Linked DNA regions of Homo sapiens: regions 1, 2 and 4 are each linked to region 3. The links are chromatin loops, found by intact Hi-C in ENCODE. Cell type or tissue: dorsolateral prefrontal cortex. All regions are shown on one strand. Each heading gives the region's core, and the rest is flanking DNA. Links, peaks and the distances in the headings are about the cores only.

Region 1 (4,586 bases), core at 355-4,354, 230 kb before region 3:
GTTTGTTTGTTTTTGTTTTTTGAGATGGAGTTTCACTCTTGTTGCCCAGGCTGGAGTGCAATGGCGTGATCTCAGCTCACTGCAACCTCTGCCTCCCAAGTTCAAACGATTCTCCTGCCTCAGCCTCCTGAGTAGCTGGGATTACAGGCATGCGCCACCATGCCCAGCTAATTTTGTATTTTTAGTAGAGACAGGGTTTCTCCATGCTGGTCAGGCTGGTCTCAAACTCCCGACCTCAGGCAAACCACCTGCCTCGGCCTCCCAAAGTGCTGGGATTACAGGTGTGAGCCACCACACCCGGCAGCTGGAAAGAATTCTAAGATGACCCACCAACATTCCCAGCCATTGGTGTACACATACCTTCTCCCAGTTATTCAATCTAGGTACTGTGGTGAAGGGGTTTGCAGATGTAATTAAGTTCTCCAATCAATTGACCTAGAAATAGGGATTATTTAGGCAAGCCTGATCTAATCACATGAACACTTTAAAAGTTTTCTCAGGCTTTCCGAGTCCTGGCCCACGGGCGTTGGGTATGAGCAGCGCCCTCCGCCCTCCGCCCTAAGGGTTCGTGGCCCACCGCTCCTTCGCAGTCCCTGCCGCCACCGTCCACGCTCTGCGTTGTAGAGAAGACAGTGGGTCGGAAGAGCGCCATCGCCGCCAGTGTATGTGGGGCCCTTTTTATCAGGTACTGCATCTACTTTTACCACAAAAGACGAAGTGACCCCAATTTCAAGAACAGGCTTCGAGAACGAAGAAAGAAACAGAAGCTTCCCAAGGAGAGAGCTGGGTTTTCCAAGTTACCTGACCTTAAAGATGCTGACGCTGTTCAGAAATTCTTCCTTGAAGAAACACAGCTTGGTGAAGAGTTACTAGCTCAAGGTAAATATGAGAAGGGTGTAGACCATCTGACAAATGCAATTGCTGTGTGTGGACAGCCACAGCAGTTACTGCAGGTCTTACAGCAAACTCTTCCACCACCAGTGTTCCAGATGCCTCTGACTAAGCTCCCAACAATTAGAGAATTGTAAGTGCTTAGAGCTTGGCTGAAGATGATGTGGAATGAGAAACAAATGTCAACATAATAAAATCTCAGTTAAAAATATTTAAGGCCGGGCGCGGTGGCTCATACCTATAATCCCAGCACTTTGGAAGGCCAAGGCAGGCGGCTCATGAGGTCAGGAGTTCGAGACCAGCCTGGCCAACATGATGAAACCCCGTCTCTACTACAGATACAAAAAATTAGCCGGGTGTGTTGGCGGGCGCCTGTAAGCCCAGCTACTTGGGAGGCTGAGGCAGGAGAATCGGTTGAACCAGGGAGGCGGAGGTTGCAGTGAGCTGAAACCATGCCATTGCACTTCAGCCTGGATGACAGGGTGAGACTCTGTCTCAAAAAAAAAAAAAAAAAAAAAAAAAAAAAAAAAAAATATATATATATATATATATATATATATATATAATTCTTGGTAGTTGAGCAGCTCCAGGGGAATAAGGGCAAATATGCTTGTTATGAACTACACTGAAATCTACCAAAGTTAATGTTTACTTTGTGTAGATCCATTTGTCTATTTTTTTCCCAGTGAAAAGTATATTTTGATAGAGAACTTTTCATTTTATAAATACACTATGAGTTACTGAAATATTATGGATTTTGTTTATTCCAGAAACATAGTTAAACTTTACATATGACATGGCTTATGTTAAAAATACCCAGTGGTCAGTTTTGAAAATAGGCAAAAAAAAAAAAAAAAAAAGTATAGGAGAAACTGAAGAATGCACACTTTTTTAGCTCATACATTTTGCTGTAAATCCGGAAATTTGGTAAACTTGGTTGTGTTTGTGAAAACTAGCATTAAAATTTTTGAGCGATCATTTATTTCCATTTAATCTCTTAGACATAAATATGTGAGGTATGCTGCTGTCCTGTGTTAACAACTTCATTCACTTTCTGTATATCGGTCTTGAAATGTTTTGTTTAAATCAGTGGGCTTAATGTGTTCTAGGTATTTACCTCCTTGGATTTTAAATACATGTAGTTGCAAATAGCACCAGGAATTAGAGCTATGTACACCCCTAATCTAGCCTTGTAAGATTCACCAGTTCCTGTGTGCTCACTTTCCCTCCATTTTTTACATGAGAGAATGCGTCCACTGATCACCAAAGTGTCCCTTTCAGCTTCTGATTCACTGGGTTCTGATGAGCATCTTTAAATCCACCTTAACCTAAGGAATGTGTGTGGGCAACCAGGCTTTGCGTTTTTTTATATTCTGAATTTTGCATGCTTGCCTTAGTATTTCCGAATTGATTTTTTTTCTTTTCTTTTCTTTTTTTTTTTTTTTTTTTTTTTTTTTGAGACAAGAGTTTCGCTCTTGTTGCCCAGGCTGGAGTGCAATGGCATGGTCTTGGCTCGCCGCAACTTCCGCCTCCCAGGTTCAAGCGATTCTCCTGCCTCAGCCTCCAAAGTAGCTGGTATTACAGGAATGTGCCACCACGCCTGGCTAATTTTTTTGTATTTTTAGTAGAGACGGGGTTTCTCCATGTTGGTCAGGCTGGTCTGGAACTCCCAACCTCAGGTGATCCGCCCCCCTTGGCCTCCCAAAGTGCTGGAATTACAGGCATGAGCCACCGCGCCCAGCCGAATTGATCTTTTTTTAATGGTATAACTATCTTGTTGATTTTCACTGAAATTATATGGTTCTGTCACTTCTCTGTAAATTAATCTGAAACTTTTAAGGTAACTGGGATGATCTGCTTGTAAAAATGTTTGTTGACTTTTGCTTTTATCATCGGTGTACCAAATCCTACTTCAGCTTGATTAATTTATCTTGTTAAACGATGAGAGTAAGTTACAACCTTGTGACTGAAAACTTGAAAATAATGGAGCAGGTGGGACCTCTTATTCTCAAATAGTGACATATTCTCCGTAGTCACAGATTCCATTTCAGAATTGAGTAAGGATCCTTGGTATTTGGTGGCATCTGTTGAACTGAGTAGCATTTCTCATTGTAAAGACTGCCTTTATTCTGTCTAAAAGTCTGTGGAGAGATCCCAAAGACTTTTCCTGTGTACTAGGCATTTTATTTTGGTTTACTTACAAACTCTTCTTAATCGTTATTAACCTTGGGTTTTTGTGGTATAGTGGAAGGAGAAATCGTTCTAGTTTCTGCCTCTGATTAGCCGCACAGCCTTGAGCAAGTCACATTTCATCTCTGATCTTACCTCTACTATTAGACTAGGTGACTCACATTTGAGGACCTTTCTCAGGTATCTTGAGGGTGTGTGATCTTGAACCCTTAAACAGTGCCTTTTTGGTGACATAGGATGCTTTTGGCAGGGGGGATGACCAGTGCAAACATGCCAGTTAGTTTTACTAGTGGGATCCCAAATCCAAAGCAGTGTAGTGGTGATTGGTCAGTGATTAACCAGTCAGCTAAAAAGTCTTAGGCACCAGCCCAGATGTATATAGAGGGGCAGTTAGAGAGAAAACAGGGGTGGGAAAGGGAGCAACGGGCAGACAGCTCAGCATGGAAAAAAGGGGCTCAGAAAAAGGAGGGCTGGCTGGAGGAGTGAAGAGCAGCTTAGGTCTGGGGAGGGTAGAAACACCATTTCCTTGGGAACTGGAGTGCAGCATGAGCTGAGTATCACTTGGCTCTAAACATACTGGCTTTGCTGTAATCCTTGAAAAGACAGTGATATCTTCATTTTACAGCTCATTAAGCCAAGTACATGTTCTTATTTAAATGACAACTTTGGTGCTTTAAAATGAGGTACTGCTTTTTTTAAAGCCAGCTGTGTCAAGTTAAAGAAAAAAGATCAGCACTTTTTTCTCCCAGAAATGTAATCACCAAACACTATCCGTTCCCATCTTGAGTTTTACAAGGTGATAGAATCAGGTCGTTGTAGTGATGCTGGCCAAATGGTGCTCAGCAAGTGAGAACGAAAAAACCCCAAATTTCAGTGGAGTAATAAACAGCTTGAATGTTTCCATGTGCTAATGTGGCACACTTACTAAAAACAAAAACTTTGGAAATGGGAAATAATGTATTAGTGCAACAGTTGACATGCTTCTTTGGGCAAAGATCCATTGTTTTGGTCCACAATTTGTACTTAGGGTGAAAGAACATTTAAAACATAGACTTACTGGCTGTAGCAATGCTGGGCCTGTTAACTGATAACTAGAACTTAGGTTCACATTTATGTAACGTGTGTAAAACCTAGTGGAACGTGCATAATAGGCAGTCAGTAAATGTTTGGTTCCTTTTGCCTCTCAGTAAGTTTATTTTACCAACTTCCTGCCTGCCATTCTGACTTTATTAAATCAACCTGTGGACCAGAGTGTTAATGAAATGTTACTGCAGAAGAGATTAGAAAATTGGTATATCATGCACATATCATAGACAATCTTTTTGTAATGTAAAAAATGCAGTTTTAGGGCTGGGCGCGGTGGCTCATGCCTGTAATCCTAGCACTTTGGGAGGCCGAGGCGGGTAGAATCACGAGGTCAGGAGATCGAGACCATCCTGGCTAATACGGTGAAACCCTGTCTCTACTAAAAAATACAAAAAAATTAGCCGGGCCTTGTGGCGGGC
Region 2 (4,586 bases), core at 150-4,149, 350 kb before region 3:
GTTGTTGGTAGTGATAATGATGGTGATGGTGGAGGCATAGTGTTGGTAGTGATGATGGTGGTGATGGTGGAGGCAGTAATGATGTTGGTGATAGTGTTGGCAGTGATGGTGGTGATGGTGGAGGTAGTGGTGGTAGTTTTGTTGGTGATAGTGGTGATGATAATGGTGGTATTGGTGGTAAGCAAATATTCAGGCGGAGTGCATTAGTATAGCCACATCAGTTGCTAAAATTCTGAAATATTTCAAACTGGTTGGAAAATATCTATTGCCTCCAAGGCCCCCAAGAGCCTTTCTCTATGCCCTTGCTGCTGGAGCCCTGGGGAGCTCTAGGTAGGCATCACTGGGGCTGCTGTGCACCAGGCCAGGCAGAGAAGGGGCAAATGCCCAGTGGCCACTTGGCTCTCTGAACCCTCTGCAGTAGATCCTGCCAGCTGTTAACCACTTTAACTGTCCCCCAAGTGCTTAACGGTGGTAATGGTGATGGAGGCAGTCACAGTGATGCACTTCCCTCACTCTGACCCTGCCAGCAGACCCTAGGTGTCTCCCATTCTCCAGGGCAGACACTTCCTCTTCTGCTGTTTGTCAGCTCTGGTCGCTGTCTCACAGGGCTGAGTGTGCAGTGGCTGCTCGATGGGCTGGCTTGTTTCTTTGCATCACTTCATGTGCCCCTGGGCAGAGTCCAGCTCCATGCCAGTGCCAGAGGGATCCAGGAGAAGGTGAGGGTGTGGCCCTGCCCTTGGGGAGCTCATGGTTCCTCTGAGCAGACAAGAATTCCCTGGTGAATCAGTGAGAAGCCTGGGTCCCAAAGGCCAGGCTCTGAGAGCTACAGGAGGCAGGGCCAGGAGAGGGGCCTGGAGCCTTTGGTGGTGTGGAAGGGCTTCCTGGAGGGGCCTGGGCCAATGCATGACCGAGGCCTCCCCCCACCTAGGAGGACGACCTGGCTGAGCTGGCCTCCCAGCAGTACTTTGTAGACTATGGCTCTGAGATGATCCTGGAGCGCCTCCTGAACCTCGTGCCCACCTACATCCCCGACCGCGAGATCACGCCCCTGAAGACGCTGGAGAAGTGGGCCCAGCTGGCCATCGCCGCCCACAAGAAGGTAGAAGGGCTGAGAGGAGTCCTAGAGAAGGGATGTGGACCTGAACAACCAAGGAGGTCCCAGGCCTCATCTGAACCTCTCTGTTGGGGCTGCGGGGGATGGGATGGCACCTTCCAGTGGCCCTTCCTTCATTGGACATCAGCTCACTCATTCTCCTTCCATCTGTGTGCCAGGCACACAGAGGGAATCAGACTTAACCTTGCAGCCTCTGTGGGGCCATGGGTATTGGGGCCCCTTTCCTGGTCTTGTGCCAGCCCCTCATTGGTGTTATAGCTTCCAGAGCTGCAGCTCAGGAGTGGCGGTGGATGCTAGACAGAGCTTTAGGAATTGTACCTCCTTTTTCCTAAAAGAACTCCAGCCCAACTTCCCGCCTGGGGAGCTTTAGGGACAGGCCCCCTTGACCCTCTTGCTTGGAGCCCAGGCCCATGACCAGCCATGAGTGGTTCCCTCCCAAGCTAAGAGCCTGGCCAGGTAGAGCAGGGGTATCCAGATGGGGAGAAGGTGGGAGCACTGGCTGCTGGTAGGGGACCCAAGGCCGCCTCATCTCCATGGCCCTGGCTGTGCAAGAGAATTGCCCCCGTACATAAGTCGAGGGCTCCATAGTCTGAGGGCACCACAGACCCGGATCTCACCCCTCCACCTCGTGGCCTCCGTCCTCACCCGGGAGCCCTGTGCCACCCTCCACCTGACCGTGTGCCTTCTCTGGTCAGCTCCCCGCCAGCCTCTGCCTCTCCCTGAGTCCTGAGTGCTCCCTGCGCCAGCCTGCTTCCCCCGAGGCCCGAACCCCCCCGAACCCCACTTCAGAGGAGGAGCGTCTCCTCCCTGCCACCCCTCTGTCCCTCAAGTGAGAGCCCTGCCCTTCATCCTCAGGCACCTCCTCTCCCTTGGCCCTCACATGCCGGCAGCCACTGCAGCCTGTCCAGCTAACTCCCAAACAGCTGCAGCCTCCACCCCCACCTCCCTGAGGGCCTCCTCGGGGCTCACTGCCATTGTGGCATATGGTACGTCCTGGGTGGGGTGCTATTATTATGCATTCATTTTATTTTGGGCATTTGTCATGTGCTGGGCACCATACCAGGACCTGGAGACACAGCCCTTTGTGGGACAGACATGGTTTCTGCCCTTTGGAGCCCACAGCTGAGCTGGGTCTCTCCTGGACTGGAGCTCCTCAGAGTGTCTGTCCCAGAGCCCTGGGCCAGGCCCCACATAGAATGGACAGTTGTGAATCACAGTTTTTGTAGGGTGGGAGGGTGCATTGTTCATTTTCTAGGTCTGCCATAACAAAGTGCCACAGACTAGGTAGTTTCAACAACAGAAATAAATGTATTTCCTTCTAGTTCTGGAGCCTGGAGCTCCGAGATCAAGGTGTCAGCAGGGGCTTTCTCCTGAGGCTTCTCCTCTCGGCCTGCAGATGGCTGTCTTCTCCATCTGTCACCACACAGTGATGTGTGCACATGCACGTCTGAGTCCAAATATCCTGCTCTTAAAAGGGCACGGGACATATTGGATTACAGCCCACCCAAGATATCTCATTAGTGACCTCTTTAAAGACCTTATCTCTGGGCCAGGCGCGGTGGCTCACGCCTGTAATCCCAGCACTTTGGGAGGCCAAGGCGGGCGGATCATGAGGTCAGGAGTTTGAGACGAGCCTGGCCAACATGGCAAAACCCCGTCTCTACTAAAAATGCAAAAATTCACCAGGCGTGGTGGTGGGTGCCTGTGATCCTAGCTACTCGGAGACTGAGGCAGGAGAATCACTTGAACTCGGGAGGCGGAGGTTGCAGTGAGCCAAGATCCTGCCATTGCACTCCAGCCTGGGGGACAAGAGCAAGACTCCTTCTCAAAAAAAAAAAAAAGGAGCTTATCTCCAAATAGGGTTACATTCTGAGTTGCTGGGGGTGAGGACTTTAATACGCAAATATGGTAGGTTGGGGAAGGAAGCACACAATTCAGTCCATAACAGGTGTTTTGAAAACATCTTATTTTGAAATAATTTCAAAGTTATGGAGAAATTGCACGTTCAAAAAAGTAGGACTGCTATGTGCACTTCACTTCCCAGATTCACTGGGTGATAGCCACACTTGCTCAGTGATTTGTCTCTCTGCCTACATATGTATTTTCTCTGAGTCATTTGAGCTTGGGTTGGTGACATTGAGCTCTTTGCCTCTGAATTCTCACCGCTCTCAGGATGGCACCCCTCATGGGCTCTCATGGGTGGAGATGGGGCCGTCTGTGAGCTGGCATACACATCCACCCTTACCTATGCCTGTGTCTACATTCTATAAAAACCAGGATTTCACTCTGACCCCTCCAATGCTACCCCAGAACCCCAGAGTTCTCACTAGGGCTTGGGGGAATATTTTTAGAGAAACACAATGCCGGTGCTTTTGTATCTTACCAAGAGCACAGCAGCACCCCTCACGGATCACCTCACCTCCAGGCTCCAGTTCTCCCTTGACACACTGATCTTTCTAACTCCCAGATTCACCAGATCAGTTTCTTGCAGTTGTGGCTGCACTCACAGTCCCCCAGGACCTGGCTCCGCACGCTGTGTCCCCATTCCCTCTCTTCCCCGTCTGCCCTGCCCACGCCTCTGCTGCACCAGCACACGCCTCCTACTGACCCCAGGGCCTTGGGCCTCCCACATGCTCTGCCTGGAATCCTTGCTTCCCTGTCTCTGCTGAACTGGGAACTCCCTGGAGGGGCAGCTATGCTTTCTCTGACTTTGGGCCCCAGCACCTGCATAGAGCTGGCACTCAAAAGTGCTCGCCGATGTTGACGAATGAGAAAGGTGGGGACAGGGTGGCTGCAGACAGATGGGAGCAGGGCAAGGCCACGATGCACAGGAGGTGCAGGAGCCCCAGGCTGCTCCTGGCTAGAAGGCAGCAGCAGCTGATTTTTAGAGCAAACTCACTCGTATGTTGTCTTCTGTCCCTCTGTCCCTCTCTCCTTCCAGGGGATTTATGCCCAGAGGAGAACTGATGCCCAGAAGGTCAAAGAGGATGTGGTCAGTTATGCCCGCTTCAAGTGGCCCTTGCTCTTCTCCAGGTTTTATGAAGCCTACAAATTCTCAGGTACCCCGCAGCCTGCAATGCTCCCAGTCCCTTGCTCTGTAGCTCCAGCCCACAGCCTACAAATTCTCAGGTACCCCGCAGCCTGCAATGCTCCCAGTCCCTTGCTCTGTAGCTCCAGCCCACAGCCTACAAATTCTCAGGTACCCCACAGCCTGCAATGCTCCCAGTCCCTTGCTCTGTAGCTCCAGCCCACAGCAGGGGAGGGAAACGTCTTGAGCCAGGGGCCCCCGTCAGTGGACCTCTTGCCTGCGGGATGCTTGGTCTGCTCTGGTCAATGCTGCTGAGTGGGTCCTGCCTCCCCAACACCCGGTAGCGACTCCATGGCACATCTTCTGTGCTCAGTGGTGCACGGGATTGAAAAACTGAGTGAGGATTGATTCATTAAGGCACATACTATGTATACAACAGGGTGG
Region 3 (4,586 bases), core at 393-4,392:
ACTCGGGAGGCTAAGTATGAGAATCGCTTGAAGCGGGAGGTGGAGGTTGCAGTGAGCCAAGATTGACCCACTGCATTCCAGTCTGGGTGACAGAGCAAGACTCTGTCTCAAACAAAAACAAAAACAAAAACAAACAAACAAACAAAAAATAAAAACAAACTAATGAATACCCAAATTACACATGATTACATATGAAATATTGATTTTCATGTGCTCTGTCCCGTGTCCAAGTTTATAACAGAAAGTATTGATGGGAAATTTGACTTTTATGAGAAACCACAAGTAAATCACTCTAAAAATATAAGTTTTTTAAAAAGCTGAAAATGAGGGATTTGGGTGTGAAAGTGTAAAAAGAAAACCTAACTTAAAGCAATATGTCACCAGGCACAGTGGCTCATGCCTGTAATCCCAGCACTTTGGGAGGCCGAGGTGGGGGGATCACCTGAGGTCAGTAGTTTGAGACCAGCCTGGCCAACATGGTGAAACCCCATCTCTACTAAAAATACAAAATTAGCCAGGCATGGTGGCGGCCACCTGTAATTCCAGCTACTCAGGAGGCTGAGGCTGGAGAATCACTTGAACCTGGGAGGTGGAGGTTGAGCAAGCCGAGATTGCACCCCTGCACTCCTCCAGCCTGAGCGACAGAGCAAGACTCCATCTCAAAAAAAAAAAAAAAAAAAAAAAAAGCAATATTTATATCAGACACAGGACAGGAGGGGACCATGTTGTCCCTTCTGCTGTTCTAGGGAGCCCCATGCAAGGCTCACAGTGTGGTGGTTTTGCAGTTGGGGACCTCTGTATCCAGACTCCAGCTCCATCACTTCCTGGCTGTTGGTCCTTGGTCCAGTTATTAAGCTCTCTAATCCTCAGCTTCCTCCTTTGTAAAGTGGAGATGGAGATAACCTATCTCATTAGATAGTCTTAAACAGTATAAGGCATGTAAAGCAAGCACCTAGCACCTTGCCTAATAGGCAACTCTTCAGTAAATGCTAGTTCCCTTGTCTCTCCAATCTCTTCTCAAAAATGTACCATGTAGAGTGCAGTGGCTCATGCCTGTAATCCCAGCATTTTGGGAGGCTGAGGTGGGCGGATCACGAGGTCAGGAGTTCGAGACCAACCTGACCAACATGGTGAAACCCTGTCTCTACTAAAAATACAAAAATTAGCCGGGCGTGATGGCGCACACCTGTAATCCCAGCTACTCAGGAGGCTGAGGCAGGAGAATCGCTTGAACCCGGGAGGCGGAGGCTACAGTGAGCTGAGATCGTGCCACTGCACTCCAGCCTGGGCAACAGAGCGAGACTCTGTCTCAAAAAAAAAAAAAAAAAAGTACCATGTAAAATTGGACCTACCTGTGACTGAGTTAGTCATCAGGTTATTAGGGATTTATCACTTATTGACTGCCCACTAGCAGACTCAGTGCCTGTAACATAGTAGGCTCCAAGTAAAGATATGTTTGATGGATGGACAAATGGATGGATGGATGGATGGATGACTCAATCTCTGTCTTTAGATCCCTAGAAGAAGAGACACTTGTTTGTTCTATATATACATTTTTTCATTTCTTTTAATTTTTTAATTTTTTATTTTTGTGGGTACATAGTCAGTGTATATATTTGTTTCCTTCCCTCCCTTCCTTCCGTTCCTTTGTTCCTTCCTTCCTTCCTCTCTTTCTCTCTCCCTTCCTTCCCTTCCCTTCCTCCTTCCCTCCCTCCTTCCCTTCCCTTCCCCTTCCTTCCTTCCTTCCTTCCTCTCTCTCTCTTTCTTTCTTTCTTTCTCTTTCTTTCTCTCTCTCTCTTTCTTTCTCTCACTTTGTTGCCCAGGCTGCAATCGCGGTTCACTCCAACCTCTGCCTCCCAGGTTCAAGCCATCCTCCCACCTCAGCCTCCTGAGTAACTGGGCACGCACCACTGCACCCGGCCAGTTCTTGTATTTTTTGTAGAGATGGGGTTTTGCCACATTGTCCAGGCTGGTCTCAAACTCCTGGGCTCAAGGGATCCACCTGCTTTGGCCTCTTAAAGTGCTAGGCGTGAGTCACCACACCTGGCCTTGTCCTATATATTTCTAAAGAATACATTTGAGACCAGGAAGTGCAGTATTAATCTCTCTTTGTTATTTTATTTTTATTTTTTTGAGATGAGGTCTTGCTCTGTTGCTCAGGCTGAAGTGCAGTGGCACAATCATGGCTCACTGCAACCTCTGCCTCCTGGGCTCAAGCCATCGTCCCACCTCAGCCACCTGAGTAGCTGGGACTACAGGCATGTGCCACCATGTCCAACTAATTTTTAAATTTTTTTTATTGGCAGGGTCTCACCATTTTGCCCAGGCTGGTCTTGAATCCCTGGGCTCAAATGATCAGCCCACCTCAACCTCCCAAAGTGCTGGAATTACAGGCATGAACCGCCTGCCCTGGCCTCTTTGTTATTTTGATCAGAGAAAGTGGGTTTGGCTAAACGAAGTCCAGGCTCTTGGGGAGAAGCCCTTGGGAAGAATAGAAGTGAAAAGGAGGCTTCTCTGAGCCAGTCAAACGCTCTCCAGATCTTCAGACTCTGCTGTTCTCACATCCCTAGGCCCAGATACACTTAGTTTCTTTCTGGAGTAGGTAGAAGCTACAAGGAAGCAGTTTTCACATAAAATCAAGAACGATATTCTAATAAACTGACCACACATGGAAAAAGTGCTTCGAAAAAAGGGAGTTTCTCATCACCAGCCCCTGAGATGGAAGAAATATTGCCATAGTTGTTGTTATGTCAGGGAGGGAATTCTAGCTTTGAATTGGTAGTTAGATGAGAAAAACTCCTTTCAGCCTGAGATTTTGTGACTTCATTTATGAGACACTCACGCTCTCACAACTAGGCTTTCGACTGCCACCTAGAGGCTTACTTATGGAAAAGAGAATAAATATTACTACAAATCTGAACCCGAAGAGAACGCTGTTCTTCTTCATTTTGAATTTTCAACTCCGCTTGGGCCTACAGGCATCCCTTCCCTAGGTATTTCTAAGGGCAGAATCTCATAACAGACTAAATGTTATGCTCTTGCAATATCAACACAACTCAACACAGCTACAGGGCAAGGACAGAAACACAGAGGAAGCGTCTTCTCTTTCTCAGCCTCAGAGATAAGGAAGCAAGTAATATACACGACAAAATAAATTACAATGTGAGTTAGACTTTGCCAAACAGCTAATGCAGGTGATTATTGCCATGAAAGTTGAGTCAATGAAGGGATCCCTGTGGTCTGGGGTGGAAGGGCTTTTGGGGAGGGAGTAGAATTAGAGCTAGCTCTTGATGAAGAAATAACCTGGGGAAGGTAAGATGGAGCAGGAACAGATGGAGGTGAGTGTAGCTAAACAGCGTAGGCTTTGGAGTCCAAAAGACTGCATCAAATTCTGAACTGTCTTCACTAGCTGTGACTTTAGCTACTCTCTTAAAGTCTCTGAGCAGCAGCTTCCTCCTCTTATAATGGGGATATGCTCACCTTTCTTGAAAGCATGTTGTTTGGATTAGAGATAATATATGTAAAGTAGCACAATAATAAACACTCACATTGTTGTTGGCATTGCTGTGGATTAGACACCGGGGTGGACCTGGTATGGGCTGAGCCTTTGTGGAAGCACATGAAGTGAGGCCAAGGCAGTGTCGAGTGCTGAGAGAACCCATGACTAGGAGTCAGCAGACCTCAGTTTGAGTTCTTGATTTCATGTCACCAGGCAAATCACTTTCATTTTCTCCAGGCTTGTCTTTCGCATCTGTACAGTGAGGGTATTGGTCTGGAGAAATAATTCTCTACCCTGGCTACTTAGTACATGAGGAGACTGAAAATCACCTGGTGACCATTGAACAGGCCCCAGAGAAAAAGCTCCTTACCTGAGAATTTAGAATTTAGAAGGGAGCAAATAGCACCTGGTGACCATCAAACAGGCCATCCAGAGGCAAAACTCCTTATCTGGGGAAAATTAGATGTAATTAGACTTCCCTACTTTCCAAAGCAGGTATCTGGTTCCTCTGGTTTTTGGTAAAAGATGTGCTCTGGATTACCTCCTAGCTGAAGAGGGAGGAGTCTTTGCTGTCATCAACAAAACCTGTTGCACCTACATTAATGTGTCCGGAGAAGTGGAAACTGATGTCCAAGAAATTTTCAAACAAGCTAAATGACTACACACACTTTCCCAAAGTAACCAAGACTGGACCAAAACTTTTACTAATTGGTTTCCAAAAATCACTTGGCTTCTCCCATTCCTTGGACCTTTGTTCCTTGTCATTCTTCTTTTAATATCTGATCCCTGCTTTTTTTTTTTAACATGCTCATTAAATTTATATCTTCCAGATTGCAAAGATTCCACCTACAGATGGCTATGCAATCCCAATACCAGCCTGTAACAGCAACTTCCATTTGCATGGGGCCTTTTGATGGAACCCGGTTTTCCCTGTCCTGAACGAGTTTTTCGTGACCCTTCATTCCCTTCATGACAGAGCAAGAAAGGAAAAAATGCAACCTATCCCTTCAATGCCCCCTTTCAGCAGGAAGTAACCAGACTCCACACTCCTCTTCACTGTGGTGTTTTCCCTTTCTTGAGACCCCAA
Region 4 (4,586 bases), core at 253-4,252, 140 kb before region 3:
ATTTAAGTAAATGGAACAGGGAGGAAAGGAAGGAAGAGATCAAATGACTCAGAGAGGGAGCTCAGCATATAGTCACCCAAGTGGCCTCGAGCCAGAAGTTAACAGGGACGAAGTCTGTTTCCCTTCCAAGGTAATGAGTGTTTGTTTGGCTATGGCACAGTGACCTGCCACATGGGATTGTTCTTTTTTTCATGTCAGCAGTACCTAGAGTCTAGCCCCAAAAGTAGGCAGAAAAGAGGATATAGGAAAACTCTTTGTACACTGTATGTATACACAAACTCAGGAGATAACAGGGTATAAGAGAATAGATATCACCTTCAGAGAAGACTTAAGTTTAGGTCCTAGCTCTGCCACTGTCTTGCTAAATCAAAAGTGCCCTCTTCTGCATTATCACAGCCCCTTGTGCTTCCTTCTACAATACTTACCACATGAGCGTCCACATTCCTTGATCTGCATTTGAGAGCAACAACTGAGGCCAGTTTCAATTTTTGTATCGCCACCAACCTAGTACCATAATTAGCATAGAGTAGATGGTTCAGAAATATTTGATAATGGATGGATGCAATATTCAAAGCTCTGTGAATATTGTACATACATATATACACACACACATATATACATACACACACATACACACGATCGTACGTACCATTGCACTCTAGCCTGAGCAAAACAGCAAGATCCTGTCTCAAGAAAAGAAAAAGAAAAAGACAGGCAATAATAGATGCTGGCAAGGATGGGGAGAAAGAGGAACCCTCATGTTGTTGACAAAAATGTAAATTAGTAGAGCCACTATGGAGAAATACACACACACACACACACACACACACACACACACACACTCCACATTCTGACAGTGAGTGCCAATAAAACAGTAATCTTGTCGTTCTCATCTCTGCTTTCCCTCTAACTCCCCCACTTTAAGGACAGTGCTCACAAAAATTCCGTTGATTAACGAAGTGGAGACAACCCACAAAATGGGAGAAAATATTTGTAAGCTATCCATCTGACAAAGGATTAATAACGAGAATATATAAGGCGCTCAAACAACTTAATAGCAAAAAAAACAAGTAATCCAATTTAAAAACTGGCAAAGATCTGAACGGACATTTTTCGTAACAAGAGATACAAATAACCAACAGGTACATGAAAAAAATGCTCAACATCACTAACATCAGAGAAATACAAATCAAAACCATAATGTGATATCATCTCACTCCAGTTAAAATGGCTTGTATCAAAAAGACAGGCAAAGGCTGGGCACGATGGCTCATGCCTGTAATCCCAACACTTTGGGAGGGCAAGGCAGGCAGATCACTTGAGCCCAGGAGTTCACAACCACTCTGGGCAACATAAGGAGACCACACTTCTAAAAAAAAAAAATTTTTTTTTTATTAGCCAGGCATGCTGACATGTGCCTGCAGTCCCAACTACTTCAGAGGTTGAGGTAGGAGACTGCTTGAGCCTAGGAGGTTGAAGCTGCAGTAGGCCATGATCGTACCATTGCACTCCAGCCTGGGCAACAGAGCAAGACCCTGTCTCAAGAAAAGAAAAAGAAAAAGACAGGCAATAACAGATGCTGGCAAGGATGGGGAGAAAGAGGAACCCTCATATGCTGTTGGTGAAAATGTAAATTAGTAGAGCCACTATGGAGAATAGCATGGAGGTTCCTCAGAAACTAAACATAGAACTATCATGATTCAGCAATTCCATTACTGAGTATATATCTAAAAGAAAGCAAATCAATATATGAAAGATATCACACTCCCATGAATCCTGTAGCACTATTCATAATAGCCAAAATGAAAATGTGTATATACACAATATATATTTGTGTATATATGTATATATACACACAACGGAATATTATTCAGCCATAAAAAAGAATAAAATCCTGTCATTTGCAGCAACATGGATGACACTGGATACCATTTTTTCAGGTAAAAAAAAAGCCAGGTACAGGAAGACAAATATCACATGTTCTCACTCATATGTAGGAGGTAAAAAAAGTAGATCTCATGATGATACAGAGTAGACTGGTGGTTACCAAAGGCCAGGAAAGGGAGTGAGGAGGATGAAGGGGGAAAAAAAGATATAAATGTACTTACTGAAACTGAACTGTACACTTAAACATGATAAACATGGTAAATTCTTTCAAAATTTTTAACTAAAAAAAAATTTGCTGAGTAGAAATCAGTTCAAAAAGCCAGTCATCAAAGGGGAAGATAATTAACCTATATAGTCCCCTTTCCCAGACTATAATCTTTCTCTTTCTACACACAAATAACCACTATCTTGTCCAGGCCACCCTCTTCTTCAAAAGAGCACTGTCTTCTCCTCCAGGCCTCCTCCTCCTCCTGTCCCTCCAACCCATCCCTGCTATCCTCCCTCTTCTTTCCTGGGCTACCTCCTTTCCTCCAGATCAGCACTATCTCACAGCTGCCAGAGTTTCTGGTCCTCCCAGTCACTCATCTCACTAAAGGGAACTTGAGCCTCTGCCCAGCACTACTTGACATTCTTGCTCTCCTCCCACTCAGGCCCCCCACTTCCCATCTTGCTTATTCCCTACTGCCTACCTGCTTGCTGCCCCACCACCACCAGCAAAGATGGGAAACAAATGCAGGAAGAGGGAGTGCTTGTTGGCAGGCCCAAGGCAAGGCACAGAGGCAGTAAAGAGAGAGAATGGTCCTGGGGAAGATAGAATTTGGAGGTAAAAGCTAGATGCAAGTGAGTTAGGTAGAAAACAATGTTTGGACCTCATAAACACAGGAAAAGGTCTCTACAAACCAGTAACCTACTAATAATAAGAAAGCTTAACCAAAAATTTTAGAAAAGAGAAGAAAGCCTAATCAAGAGGGGGAGGATCCAAGAGAGGGAAGGAAAGACTGGCTACACAGGGGGAGAAATACAAAAGGGGAAGCATGAGGGGAGGAGGAAGGGTGAAGGGGACGGCGGGAGAAAAGGTAGGCAGGGGGCAGGAAAAATGATCAGGAGGAGGAAATAGAAAGAAAAGTGAGGAGAGGAAGACGTAGAGTCATGAAAAAACTAGGGGGAGGAAAGAGGTCCAAAATAATCAAAGTAGGTTATTATCGGGCCTGACATGAGCTTCTTGGTGCCAGGTAATAAAGAAGGAAAGAATTATAGTGATTAAGATATTACCACAGCCAGGTCTGTCATTAACTTAGCAGAATAAGGAAGGGGCTCCAGAGAAGAGAGTCTAGTTTAACGCAACTTTATACCTAAGGACAGAAAAACTGGCCAGTTTAGAATCATTAACATACCTTGACCTTCTACTTCCCAACCCTACCTCCCTACACCTAACACACCTACGCATCACACTAAAATAAGCATCAGCATTCTCAGTCTCTGCTTTGTCCCTGAAGAACCACCAAGATGCCATTCAAAAGGCTGGCTGGAAGACAGGATACCAAGGTCTACTTCCCAAGTTCTCCTCTCTTCTACAGTGTTGAGGGGGACATCTCTGCAGCCCATTTTAGCACTTTAAACCAGCTCACCTCTCCAAAAGATGGTTTGACAGTCTGGAAAAGCCAGAGTAACAAACAATGTCAAGTCCTTCACTGCACAGATATGGCAACTCAAGCCACAGAGGATGTCTGAATAGGACCAGTCCCCCCAGGTCTCCTCCCTCCCAGTTCACTCAACCTCTTAACACAGAAAAGCCCCCACAGTCCCAGCAGGCCAGCGACTAAGCCAAGGCAGAGGAAAGCACCACGTTGGCCACCAAGCAGAAGGGCGCTTGCAAAGGAGCAGAGCTTCTGAGGCTGAGCGGTTCCCCAAAGGCGCAGCTTCCCCTTCACACCCTTCCCTGGGCAGAGCTCTGATTCCAGTGCAGGCCTAGCCCTGGGTGGGCTCATCTAAAGGTTCCACCCTCAGCCCTTTCTCTCATTTAGGGTCCCTTAAGGTAAGAGGAAAGTAAGACACCCCTCAAAATCTACTGGACCCCGTGTCACCACTCTCCGAAAGCCGGCGGAGATCCCCCAGAACCCGGCCCAGCTAGGGGAGCCCCAGGCAGGGCCGGCATTACCTGGTGGGGAAGGCTAGCCCCGGCATCTCTGGCGATTGTTTCCGTCGCAGAGCCGCACCTCTCCCTGCCCAACCGGGTACCCACAAGGCCCCTGCTCCACCGGCTCCGCTCGATTCAGCTGGGCTGGGCTCCTGGCAGCTCAGCCGCCAGCTCCCGAGGTGCAGCACGCTCGCGCTCTCGCAGGGCGGCAGCGAAGGCGCCGCGTCGGGGTTGGCGAAACAGAAGGGGCGGGGGAAGAAAGGAGGGAAGGAGGCGGGAGGAAGCCGCGCGCTTCTCCTTTTCTGCAAAGCAGAGCTGAGGGCGGGGAGACAGCTATCTTCCCACCCTCTCAGCTATTCTCCCCACCCAGTCTCCAGCAGGAGGTAATTTCTCTCCAGGGCCAGGTTTTCCAGGGCTTGTCAGAGTCCTGTGTGAGCTCCAGAGTCAAGAAAGACAACCAGAGCTCCTCTGTGCCTTAGTTTCTACAGATGAGTATAGAGGAGTCCCTTCTAAGATTCCTCAGGTCAGACCTACGATTCAGATTAGGCCTCAGAGAAAGAGA

Evidence for each region. A loop is a pair of places that touch in the nucleus more often than their neighbours do. Peaks named below come from ENCODE experiments on the same cell type or tissue, not always from the same donor. Only the 100,000 strongest peaks of a DNase experiment are listed, where the experiment ranks them.
Region 1: it touches region 3 in a loop (3-fold over the local background); 3 of 110 quality-filtered maps call a loop at or near these places.
Region 2: a loop joins it to region 3, with 8 times the contacts of the local background. A loop is called at or near these places in 95 of 110 quality-filtered maps.
Region 4: it touches region 3 in a loop (2.2-fold over the local background); 17 of 110 quality-filtered maps call a loop at or near these places.

The regions. Positions count from the first base shown.
Region 1 is chr11:77,312,976-77,317,561 of GRCh38, forward strand. It overlaps the pseudogene TOMM20P1. Among named protein-coding and RNA genes, the nearest start is that of GDPD4, 14 kb to the left of the region's middle. In dorsolateral prefrontal cortex, for the core only: no CTCF peak of the experiment used is centred there; no DNase peak of the experiment used is centred there.
Region 2 is chr11:77,193,426-77,198,011 of GRCh38, forward strand. MYO7A (myosin VIIA) reads left to right here. Exons shown (of 49, transcript NM_000260.4): 32 at 929-1,099; 33 at 4,056-4,173. Among named protein-coding and RNA genes, the nearest start is that of MYO7A, 67 kb to the left of the region's middle. In dorsolateral prefrontal cortex, for the core only: CTCF peaks have their summits at 2,513 (motif pointing right) and 2,712; a DNase peak (open chromatin) is centred at 2,517.
Region 3 is chr11:77,545,588-77,550,173 of GRCh38, forward strand. No RefSeq gene overlaps it. Among named protein-coding and RNA genes, the nearest start is that of LINC03030, 23 kb to the right of the region's middle. RefSeq lists an enhancer at 3,556-3,625. In dorsolateral prefrontal cortex, for the core only: CTCF peaks have their summits at 2,872 (motif pointing left) and 3,072; a DNase peak (open chromatin) is centred at 2,863; H3K4me3 peaks cover 796 bases; H3K27ac peaks cover 1,460 bases.
Region 4 is chr11:77,407,729-77,412,314 of GRCh38, forward strand. All of the region lies in intron 1 of PAK1 (p21 (RAC1) activated kinase 1), which reads right to left. Among named protein-coding and RNA genes, the nearest start is that of PAK1, 64 kb to the right of the region's middle. RefSeq lists an enhancer at 3,791-3,910. In dorsolateral prefrontal cortex, for the core only: no CTCF peak of the experiment used is centred there; DNase peaks (open chromatin) are centred at 2,539 and 3,773; H3K4me3 peaks cover 3,247 bases; H3K27ac peaks cover 1,625 bases.